Regions from separate parts of the Homo sapiens genome. Here region 2 is linked to region 1. The links are chromatin contacts, found by Hi-C or POLR2A ChIA-PET in ENCODE. All regions are on one chromosome and are shown on one strand. Each heading gives the region's core, a stretch centred on a gene start or an enhancer-like site at or near the end of the contact. The rest is flanking DNA. Distances are from core to core; before and after follow the strand shown. Region 1 holds the start of PDAP1 (PDGFA associated protein 1). Region 2 holds the start of ALKBH4 (alkB homolog 4, lysine demethylase).

Region 1 (5,465 bases), core at 1,395-3,894:
CAAAAATGTTCGCTAATATCCAGGCACAGTGGCTGATGCCTGTAATCCCAGCACTTTGGGAGGCCAAGGCGGGCAGATCACTTGAGGCCAGTTCAAGACCAGCCTGGTCAACATGGTGAAACCCCCTCACTACTAAAAATACAAAAATTAGCTGGGCATGGTGTCACATGTTTGTAATCCCAGCTACTTGGGAGGCTGAGAAAGGAGAATCGCTTGAACCCAGGAGGCAGAGGTTGCAGTAGCCGAGATTGAGCCACTGCACTCCAGCCTGGGCCACAGAGCGAGACTCCGTCTCAAAAAAATAAAAAAATCGCTGTTCGTTACTTTTCCCTCTAATCTAGTATTTGGTGGAAAAACAACAACAAAAGCACCACTGAGCACATAAGCAATTTACTGCAGATGTTGGAAACACAATAAAATACCTTGTGTTCACCTTAGTAGTATGGCAAAAAGAGAATACTTAAGGGAAAAAAAAGAAACCCAAACCTACAGGCAAAAACTTTGTGCTTAGACTAAGAAATGACTGGCAAAGTACAGATGAAAACAAACCTGACTACACAGTCTAAAAGTTAAAAATGTGACTAGCAGTTAAAGTGTCAGTTTTATAGTCTGACCCTCTTCAGCCAGAACACCAGGCTGACCCTTGCTTAAGCCATCAGCCAGTTTTAAAGCAAGGTGGCATCCCCCTCTGCTGGTCCCCAAGTATGCAAGGGTGGCTGTGGCCTCAACTTCCACACAGGAAGCTGAGGCCCACCTGATTTCCATAGTCTGTCTCTGTGAGCAGAGACTCTGTAATCAGCCAGAGTTGCTCTGCACTCCAGAGGCGGTAGCAGAGATACTGGCCTCCTCTGATTCCTTACAGCAGCTGCAAAGCCATAATTGGGCTGCTAAAGATCACACCACCCATTTTTAATGACTACCTAGGTTCCCAGGGGTGTCTAAGTCTATGCTTATTAAAGTCCTATTGTGAGAGAGCAAGTGTGCCAAGAAAAAAACCAACACCCTTTCTTGCTCTCTTAATACACCAGGCAACAGTAACAACTCAAAATTGATTACTATAGGCTCTCCTCTCATGCACTTGGCTATGGGACCCTGACCTTAGCTTGGTCCACAGTAATTTTATAGTAGACTCTTCAAGACTTTAAAAAACGATTTGCACTTAACATAATGGAAACAAGCGTTGGTCCTTTGCTCTTAGGGAGTTTGATACTTTTAACACCTTCACGGTTTTTTGTGGTTTTCAGATTAACCCAAGAAAATGTAAACCTTGTCTACCCCAAAAAGCTTTTCACAAGCCCAAAGACCATTTAGCTATGAATTCATATTTAAGGTTTTATCGTTGTAACCTCCAACCTTTACCCAAAGTATCCATTAAGTAAAACTTCGGAGGGAGGATGGCTCATTCAGCAACCTCCTTTTACAGATGAAGGGACTGGGGAACAATAGCAGAGAGACTTTTCCAGCCACAGAATAAATCAGTAGAGAGCTAGGTTTAAACACATTTAGCTCTGTAATGCCCAATTATCTCTGGAGTCAGGAAGCGATTTAGGTTTGAAAACGCTACAGGCAGATGTTTCTGTGGGTTGAGTGCATTAACCAATATAACACATGAGCTACCAACACAAATATATTTGTTCTGTGCCAGGAGGTGGCCAGGCACTTTATGAGCGCTATAATTTTACCACCCCGGCCCCAATTCAACAAGCTAAGGATTAGCCCAGTGTTTCAGATGAGGAAGAGGTTAACTTGTTCAGGGCCACAGAATTAGACGTGACATAGCTGGGATTCAAACTGGGGACTATCGATTCTAAAGGGGGAAACAGGATAGAGAACGGGCTAGAAGATAGAGGACGGGCTACAATGGACTGGGCAGTCATGAACCTACTTACAAGATCAAGAGCTGGCAAAGCCTTAAAAATAAGAATAGTTACTGCTTCACTGGGCACTTTTAACGACTGCCTGGCACTGTACTGCGCACTCCACGTGGATTACCTAGTTGAAGCCTCCCAACAGTACTAAGAGGTAGGTACAATCGTTATTCCCATTGGCAAATGAGAAAACGGAGACACAGGAGGTGGAGCGACTGGCTCAAAGGAACACACCGAGCCGCTACCGAACGGGGGAGTCGAAACCAGGTCTGGAAGGCTCATGGGCATCTCCTTAAGTCCTCCTAGGCAGGCCTGGCTGAACCGAAGCCAGAAAAAGCCCACGTTTTACGCGAGAGGCAGGCGGGCCCGGCACAAGCGCGGGACGCGGTGACTCAGTTCCTAGCCAGCCAAAGAGTGGGATAAATTCCAGAACCCCTAGACCCGGAGAAGCGCATCCTAGATCCGGCTTTCTAGGCCGGCGAGGACCCAGAGCTTCCGAAACTCCTCAGACCACTGACGGAGTGACTCTGGGACACCACAGTCCTCAGTTTCCCCATCGGGACAATTGGGCGTCGAGGCCCAGGCCTGGCTCTCAGCCGGTGCGGACAGCCTCCCTCTGCGCTGCTCTCAGAGACGCGCACGGGCTGAGGGGACAGCGGAAGCCGGACCTGGGCCGCCCCTCCAGGCCTGCGGGCCACCGGCGCCCGCCCCTCACCTCCTTTAGGCATTGCGGCTCCGGCGGCTGCGGCGGCGGCGGCGGCGCCTCGAACTGACACCGGAACCGGAAATAGCTTGGGCTCGACTTCTTCCTCCTGGGCCAGCCGCCGCCGCCGCTTCAGTGGCCGCAGTGGCCGCAAGGACCCGGACCTCAGGGAGGCCTCCGCACGAAGTCGGACCGTCCTGCGCGCCGCCTAAGTCCAGGCTTGCCCGTCTGCTGCCAGGCAACAACGCCCCTAGTCTCTCCGTTCGGGAAGACGCGTGGCCCTGCCTGCCACCCACCGGAAGTGAGGGCAAATGGCAACAGCGGCTCTGGAATTCTATACAGGCATTGCTGAGGACACCTAAGATGACGCAATCTCCGCGCGGGTAGGGCGGGGCTCCGCAAGGACCTCATGCCTTAGAGATCGCCTGAAGAGCGGAAGCCTTCTGTCGAGAAGCAGCTACCCAAGCTCCAGGAGCTTCCGGTATGTGTTTTCCCTCTGTTCTCGATTACCTTGGCAACGGCTGAGGCGGGAGACCGGTGGTCTGCACCGTCCTGGAGGGAGATATGAGTGGCTGGACTCTCAGCCAGCCACTGGGATGTGTTCGGGCTTTGGACCTTGAGGCCGGAGAGAGCTCCCGAGAGGAGGCGGCGCCACGTTCGTTCTTCTGAGGGGACGGTAGATTTGGGGGTTTTCCTCTAGGATTCTCGCGCCGTTTCCTCTGGTAGGAACGTCTTCTGTGTTCTGATTGTTTTTCTAAGCTGGGTTCAGATGCTGTCCTTTTTATGAGTTTTCCCTACAATCCTGCACTATCTTCCTTCGCTCCTCCTCGCCTCCTTCCCCTAGCGCCCCAATCTCTCTTACACCTCCCGGCACATCTTTCTTCTCGATCTGATTACCTCCTACGTCCTCTTTCTCCTCGATCTGGTTACCGCCTACCATTTTCACCTCCGAGAGGCCTCTTCTGACTTCCAGGCTGGATCAGGGCCCTCGAATTTCCCTGGGTCGTAGAAAAGCGATCATTCTCTTGTCACAGACTATGCGCCTTGGGGCCGAGACCAGAATTCACCTATTTTTAGCTTCAGCGTAGGGGAGACTAGTGCGAAGACCACTGATTTGGGAGTCAGGAGCCCTCCAGAGTCAGGTTTTGCAAATTCTCAGCTGTGTGACCCTGATTCTACCTTATAGAGTTTGATTCCTCCTCTATATGGTTGTTTTAGAGAGTTCATGAGAGGAGGCTCTGTGGGCGGGGGGGGGGTGGGTCTTTGTAAAGTGTCAGTACAGAAGGGAGTGACTGAATGAATTTGAGAGAGATGAATCTGTTATGCTGAAAGGTAAATACTTAACCTGGGTTCTCTCTGGCAGCAAGGAAATGCTGTGTGGTTTGAAAAACGCTTTGCTATTTAGATTGGGATCGGCCTCTTGTATGGGAACTACCTGACTTTATGTAATATGTTGTTTGGTGTGAAAGAGACCTTGGCAATCAGCCAATCCACTGCCCTCATTTTACAGAAGAAACAGGACCAGAGAGGGAAGGTGACCTGAAAGTCACAGAATAATTTTTTAGAGCTGAACAAGAATCCAAGCCTGCAACTGCAGAGACGAGAGATCTTTCTGCTGTCTATACTCTTGGAAAGCACATCCTAAGGTACTTTGATTTTACAGTCATCTTTCCCTTTTTATTTTATGTTTTGTTTTGTTTTGTTTGTTATTGAGACATGGTCTCACTCCGTCACTTAGGCTGGAGTGCAGTAGTGTGAACATGGCTAACTGAAGACTTTCAACCTCCTGGGCTCAAGTGATCCTCTTGCCTCAGCCTTCCGTGTAGCTCAGACCACAGGCACCCACCACCATGCTCAGTTAATTTTTTTGATTTTTTTTTTTTTTTGGTAGAGATAGGGTTTCACCTCATTGCTCAGACTGGTCTCAAATTCCTGGGCTCAAGTGATCCTCCCATCTCAGCCTCCCAAGGTGCTGGCCAAGACCAGAATTACAGGCATGAGCCACCGTGCCTGACCTTCCATCTTTGCCTTTTTAAATACTCACCCCCATGGCTCCCCGAGTCACAGCCCTCCTTATACTCTATTGTAATTGCTTTTTCTCTTGTCTGTCTCTTTGCTAAAATGTCACCTTCTAAGGGGCAAAGGCTTAACTTTTGTTCTGTGTTCCCAACATCCAGTATAGGGTTAAGCTTTTAGTTGAAGTTAGCTAATGACAACAGCAAATGTCTCTTAGGCACACATTATACACCAGGCATGATAGATACAATTCTAATGAAGTCTTTGCAATGACCACATAAGGTAGCTTCCATTATCCCCATTTTACAGATGAGGAAACAGAGGCTTAGGAAGGTTAAGTACCTTTCTGAAGATCACAGCGGGTAAGTAGCAGAGCCAGGATTTGAACACAGTCTGGGTGCTGAGCCCTGTCCCATAGCTGTGACCCTATGCTGACTCAAGGAAGTCAGCCTGTACCGAAATAATGGCTGGCAAAGGCCTTTGGGGATTTGAGACTCAGAAACCAATTCATTTTTTTCCCCCAGATCTTTGCAGATTATCCTGTGGAAGGAAAATGCCTAAAGTCAAAAGAAGCCGGAAAGCACCCCCAGATGGCTGGGAGTTGATTGAGCCAACACTGGATGAATTAGATCAAAAGATGAGAGAAGGTGAGTAGGGGAGTTCCTGTCTGGGTGGGCTGGGTCCAAGGGTCACAGGCTTAGATGCCCCCAGGGGACAGGCATAAATGCAAATATAAAAAGAGAGTGGTCTACTAACACTGACATGTTGTGTTTGCTTATGAACTTGGGGAAATACTGTAAGTGCCCGAAAATAAGATAACATTAATGAAAAGGTCCTCAGAAAAGGTGTTTTTTTTTGTTTTTGTTTTTGCCAACTCG
Region 2 (5,479 bases), core at 2,980-5,479, 3.1 Mb after region 1:
TAAGGAACCAGCCCGAGGCTGGACAGCACCTCCTGCACTCCCATCTCCTCAGCTGCTTCCAGGAGGCCCCAAACTGCCTGACTACCTTGAATCTGTGCACCCTAATCTCTTTAGGTCTTTGCTGATGCCACCCCGGTGTCCCAGGGGTTGGCCCGTGCCTATCACCAGCGTGAGGGTCACCTAGGAGGGCAGCCAACTTCCCTACAGAGCTGAGCGTTCAGTTGAGCTCCTCAGTGTCCCAACCTCCCTTCTCCTCACTCTTGTCCTCAGGGCACCTTTCCAGACCCAGCATCACCCCTCAATCCTCATACCCTGGGCTGTCACTCAACTCCCACCCCATGTCCCTCTCTGCTCTGCCACCAACCCCGAGGCCTGGCGGTACTCTAAGGGTTCCCCCATGCTAAAGAAAGTCTAGAAACCAGGCCAGGCACGGTGGCTCACACCTGTAATCCCAACACTTTGGGAGGCCAAGGTGGACTGATCACCTGGGGTCAGGAGTTCAAGACCAGCCTGGCCAACATGGCAAAACCCCGTCTCTATTAAAAATACAAAAACTAGCCGGGCGTCGTGGTGCATGCCTGTAATCCCAGCTACTCAGGTGGCTGAGGCAGGAGAATCCCTTGAACCCGGGAGGTGGAGATTGCAGTGAGCCAAGATCGTGCTAGTGGACACCAGCCTGGGTGACACAGTGAGACCCCATCTTGAAAATAATAATAATACTTTTTGTTTGTTTGTTTGTTTGTTTGAGATGGAGTCTCGCTCTGTCACCAGAACTGGAGTGCAGTGGCACGATCTCGGCTCACTGCAACCTCTACCTCCTGGGTTCAAGCGATTCTCCTGCCTCAACCTCCCGAGTAGCTGGGACTACAGGTGCGCGCCACCATGCCCAGCTAATTTTTTTCTTGTATTTTAGTAGAGACGAGGTTTCACCATGTTGACCAGGATGGTCTTGAACTCCTGACCTTGTGATCCTCCCGCCTTGGCCTCCCAAAGTGCTGGGATTACAGGCGTGAACCACCATGCCCAGCCAATAGTAAATTTTTAAAAAAGAGTTTCGCCAATGAAATAGCCAGTATTTGCATCTGTGGCACTGAACATTTTACATGGATTATCTAGTTTCATCCCCAGGACAGCCCCAAGAGGAAGGTACCATAACTATCATGGGCAGGAGGTGTGGAGGTTCTGGCCGGAGTCACCCAGTGAGGACTTCGGAGGCCACCAGAACTCAGCCCTGGGCTCTGTGGCCTGTCTCCTCTTCCTCTTCCATCTCCAGGCTCCTCACACCCTGGGCTGCCACTCACTGTGGGCCGCTGTCTTTCTCTGTTCTTCCCTCCAGGGACCTCAGCCCCTTCCAATGCTTTACTTCCAGCCACCGACTCCAGCTCAGACCCCTCCTGAGATTGGCACTATCTCCTCCTGCTCCTGGGGCCCTCCCACGGGAAACATTAAAACTGGGAGTCCCCCGTGTGTCGGCTGAGCAGGCTGGACTTGTCCGAAAGGCCATGGAGCGCTCTTGAAGGGTTTTAAAGGAGTGACGAGGTCAAATGTGAATTTTAGAAAGATCTGGAGGGGGGAGGGGCAGATATGAAGGGTGGAGGCTGGAAAGCCAGTGAGGAACTGCCCCAGTGCCCTGAGATCCTGGATACCTCACTCTCCTTGTTCCATAGCCATCGGGTTGGGAAGATGTCACCTCCACATGGCCACTGGAACGGGTCAGACTTTCCGCAATTTTTTTCTTTTCTTTTTTTTTGTTTGAGGCAGGGTCTCGCTCTGTCACTCAGGCTGGAGTGTAGTGGCGCTCACAGCTCACTGCAGCCTTGACCTCCTGGGCTCAGGCAATCCTCCCACCTCAGCCTCCCAAGTAACTGGGACTACAAGCACACACCACCACACCTAGCTAATTTTTAAATTTTTTGTAGAGACAGGGTCTTGCTATGTTGTCCAAGCTGGTCTCAAACTCCTAGACTCAGGCGAGCCTCCTGCCTCAGCCTCCCAAAGGGCTGGGATTATAGGCATGAGCCACCGCACCTGGCCCCTTCCACAAATTAAAACTCTTAAGTTCATTCATATTGTTGTACAGCCGTCACCACCATTCAGAACTTTTTCATCTTGCAAAACTGAAACTCTTTCCCTATTAAACAACAGGTCCCCATCTCCCCTTCCTGAGCCCTTGGCAACAACCCTTCTACTTTCTGTCCCTGTGACTACCCTACGTAGCTCACACAACAGGAATCATGCAGTATTTGTCTTCTGTGACTGCTTCCTTAACTTAGCATCGTGTCCCCAAGGTTCGTCCATGCTGTAACATATGTCAAAATGTCCTTTTTTTTTTTTTTTTTTTTGAGACAGGGTCTCACTATGTTGCCCAAGCTGGAGTGCAGTGGCGTGATCACAGCTCACTGCAGCCTTGACCTCCCAGGCTCAAGCAACCCTCCCACCTCAGCCTCCTGGGTAGCTGGGACTACAGGTACGTGTCACCATGTATGGTTAATTTTTTTGTAGAGGTGGGATTTCACCATGTTGCCCATGCTGGTCTCAAACTCCTGGGCTCTGGCAATCTGCCTGCCTCGGTCTCCCAAAGTGCTGGAATTACAGGTGTGAGCCACTGTGCCCGGCCTGTCCTTCCTTTTTAAGGCTGAATAGTATTCTACTATGTGTATGCACCACATTTTGTGGATCAAGTCATCTCTTTTTTTTTTTTTTTTTTTTTTTTTGAGAAGGAGTCTTGCTCTGTCACCTGAGCTGGAGTGCAGTGGTGCGATCTTGGCTCACTGCAACCTCTGCCTCCTGGGTTCAAGCGATTCTCCTGCCTCAGCCTCCCGAGTAGCTGGGATTACAGATGTGCCTCACCAAGCCCGGCAAGTTTTTGTAATTTTAGTAGAGGCAGGGTTTCGCCATGTTAGCCAGGCAGGTCTCAAACTCCTGACCTCAGGTGATCTGCCCACCTCAGCCTCCCAAAGTGCTGGGATTACAGGCGTGAGCCACTGAACCCGGCCCAGGTATCTTGATAGATGCTTGGTTTGCTTCCATCTTTGGGCTGTCATGAATAATGTCGTGAATATGAACATGGGTGTGCAAATATCTCTTCCAGACCCTGCTTTTAGTTCCTTTGGATATATACCCAGAAGCAGGATTGCGGATCATGGGTAATTCTATGTTTAATTCATGAGGCATGCCATGCTGTTTCCATAGGACCTTGGGCACTTTTACCATGGACGTTGGGGCAGTCTTCACTGGCTTACCAGCCTCCACACCTTCATATCTGCCCGTTCCCTTCCCAGGATCTTTCTAAAATTCACATTTGACTTCATCACTCCTTTAAAACCCTTCAAGAGCTCTCCAGGGCCTTTGGGACAAGTCCAGCCTGCTCAGCTGATGCACCGGGGAGCATCTGTGATCAGACCTCCCCCCCCCCACAACCTCTCCAGCCTCATCTCTCTCACCTGAGGCATCACCAATCCACCTTCCTACCCCACGCAGTTTTCTGGGTTGGAATGCCCTTGCAACCAACCACAGTCCTTCCATGCCAGCCCAAAGGCGCTGAGTTCTTTTTCTTTTTTTATTTATTTTCTTTTTGTGAGACAGAGTCTCGCTCTGTCGCCCAGGCTGAAGTGAGGTGGCTCGATCATAGCTCACTGCAGCCTCCAGCTCCTGGGTTGCAGCGATCCTTGAGTTCCTTTTCGTTAGTTAACTGGAATTCACTGTCTCCTTGCCCATTGCAGTCCACGGCCTTCAGGCACCGTTGGACTGGTATTCAGCACCCTCGATCGACCCTTTCCGTGTCATCTCCCTGCAGGCCCGTGAAGCTCCCAGCGCCAGACCCGAGAGGCTACGTCGAGGTTTACAGGCAGATCCCCCCAGAGTCCCCGAGGTGACCTGTAATCGAACCCACCCACGTTCCAGCTCCTTCCCCACTCCCAAGCCCGCTCCTTAAAGCCCTCATCTCCTCACCCTGCATCACCCCTACCGTAAGGGTCCCTCACAGGCTTCGATCCCGGCCCCTATCATGGCCAAGCTGGACCTCAGTTTCCCCAGATGCAGAGCGACGTTTGTGGGCGCGGCCCCTCTCCCACCCCTTACCGCTGGGGGCAGCTCCCAGGGCGGGTCACTGCCGCGCTGCCGCTCGCAGATCAGACAGGTCCGGATGCCCTTGCAACCGCATTCCCGAAGGACTTCGGGGGTCTCGGCGGCAGCCGCCGCCATCGCGCCGTCCGCGTGGCCAGTGCGCAGGCGCGGCCGTGGGGGCCGCTGGGAGTTGTAGTCCGCGCCGGGCGGGGGCACGAGGCCTGGGTTCCGCTTCCTTCCGGTCGTTAACGCCCACGGGCTCGCGCGGCGCCGCCTCCTGGGCTCAGTTACCGCGGACGCCAGTGCCGGGCTCCAGGAGACGCAGGGCGACGCCACACGCCGGGGTGGCCGACTGGGTCAGCGCGGGCTGCGCCTCCTCGCCATGGGCCCCCTCTCGGCGCGGCTGCTAATGCAGCGCGGGCGCCCCAAGAGCGACCGGCTGGGGAAGATCCGGAGTCTGGAGTAAGAGCCGGGCAGCGGGTGAGGCTGTGTCCTCGGGGCCGGGCGGTCGGGGAGAAGAGCGGGGACCCTCCCCAACGGCCCGCTTGTCCCCGTTATCGCCCTCTGGGTTCGGCAGAGTGGTCCAAATGTCTTCTTGTTGGGAGATCGTGGCCCCACCCGCTCGCCGGGAGCCCCGAGGGGCCTCATCCCCTGAAGGGAGCCCGGACAGTTAGGGGCACAGCCTGCCGCTATCGTTAGAGGGCCTGGGAAGCACAGACGAGCCCCCGAAGGATCAGGAAGAGCATCCTAGAGGGGGCTAGGATGCCCCCGAGTCCTAAAGTAGTTGCAGCTTTTTTTTTTTTTTTTTTTTTTTTTTTTTTTTTTTTGTTAAGTGGTGTGGAGTCGGGAGTAGTGGCGCGCGCTTCTAGTCCCAGCTACTCGAGAGGCTGAGGCGGGAGGATCCCTCAGCCCAGGAGTTGGAGGCAGCTGTGAGCTATGATCGCGCCTAGGCGACTGAGTGACACCCCGTCTCTAAAAATAAAGTAACGGGGGGATGGGCGGGGCGGCTACACTTGTACGAGAAATGTCAGGTGAAAAAGCCTTCTGAGGTACCCGGGGCAGATTGGTGTAGGGTGCAAAGCCTGCCCGCCCCCTAAGCCTTCTGCCCCCAACTCCAGCCTGTCAGGATTGGAGCTGCTTTCCGAGCACCTGGACCCCAAACTCCTGTGCCGCCTGACGCAGCTGCAGGAGCTTGACCTGTCTAACAACCACCTGGAGACGCTGCCGGACAACCTGGGCCTGTCCCACCTGCGTGTCCTCCGCTGCGCCAACAACCAGCTGGGGGATGTTACTGCCTTGTGCCAGTTCCCCAAGCTCGAGGAACTCAGCCTGGAGGGCAACCCCTTCCTGACGGTAAGTGGGAGCCTCCCACCAGCTTCATACCTGGGGCCAGGACTCTGTTGGGCTCAGGCTC

Evidence for each region. A loop is a pair of places that touch in the nucleus more often than their neighbours do. ChIA-PET counts read pairs that join two places held with the same protein, here RNA polymerase II (POLR2A). Pooled maps may share reads with other maps.
Region 2: a loop to region 1 is called in a pooled map, with 7 times the contacts of the local background. The contact joins the promoter of ALKBH4 here to the promoter of PDAP1 in region 1. A Hi-C loop is called at or near these places in 1 of 50 pooled maps. POLR2A ChIA-PET finds 5 or more read pairs at or near these places in 3 of 52 experiments (GM10248, activated CD8-positive, alpha-beta memory T cell and endothelial cell of umbilical vein).

What each region holds. Positions count from the first base shown.
Region 1 is chr7:99,405,953-99,411,417 of GRCh38, forward strand. It overlaps PDAP1 (PDGFA associated protein 1), which reads right to left and starts at 2,645. Exons shown (of 6, transcript NM_014891.7): 1 at 2,584-2,645. The coding sequence starts at 2,596. BUD31 (BUD31 spliceosome associated protein) reads left to right here and starts at 3,017. Exons shown (of 6, transcript NM_003910.4): 1 at 3,017-3,293; 2 at 4,082-4,217; 3 at 5,112-5,234. The coding sequence starts at 5,141. It overlaps MIR12119 (microRNA 12119), which reads left to right and starts at 3,220; the gene lies at 3,220-3,312. RefSeq lists a silencer at 2,414-2,473 and an enhancer at 2,684-3,073.
Region 2 is chr7:102,460,634-102,466,112 of GRCh38, forward strand. It overlaps ALKBH4 (alkB homolog 4, lysine demethylase), which reads right to left and starts at 4,230. Exons shown (of 3, transcript NM_017621.4): 1 at 4,081-4,230. The coding sequence starts at 4,203. LRWD1 (leucine rich repeats and WD repeat domain containing 1) reads left to right here and starts at 4,351. Exons shown (of 15, transcript NM_152892.3): 1 at 4,351-4,527; 2 at 5,184-5,418. The coding sequence starts at 4,448. It overlaps MIR5090 (microRNA 5090), which reads left to right and starts at 5,109; the gene lies at 5,109-5,193. RefSeq lists enhancers at 3,973-4,622, 4,752-5,278, 4,902-5,001, 5,279-5,479 and a silencer at 4,132-4,561.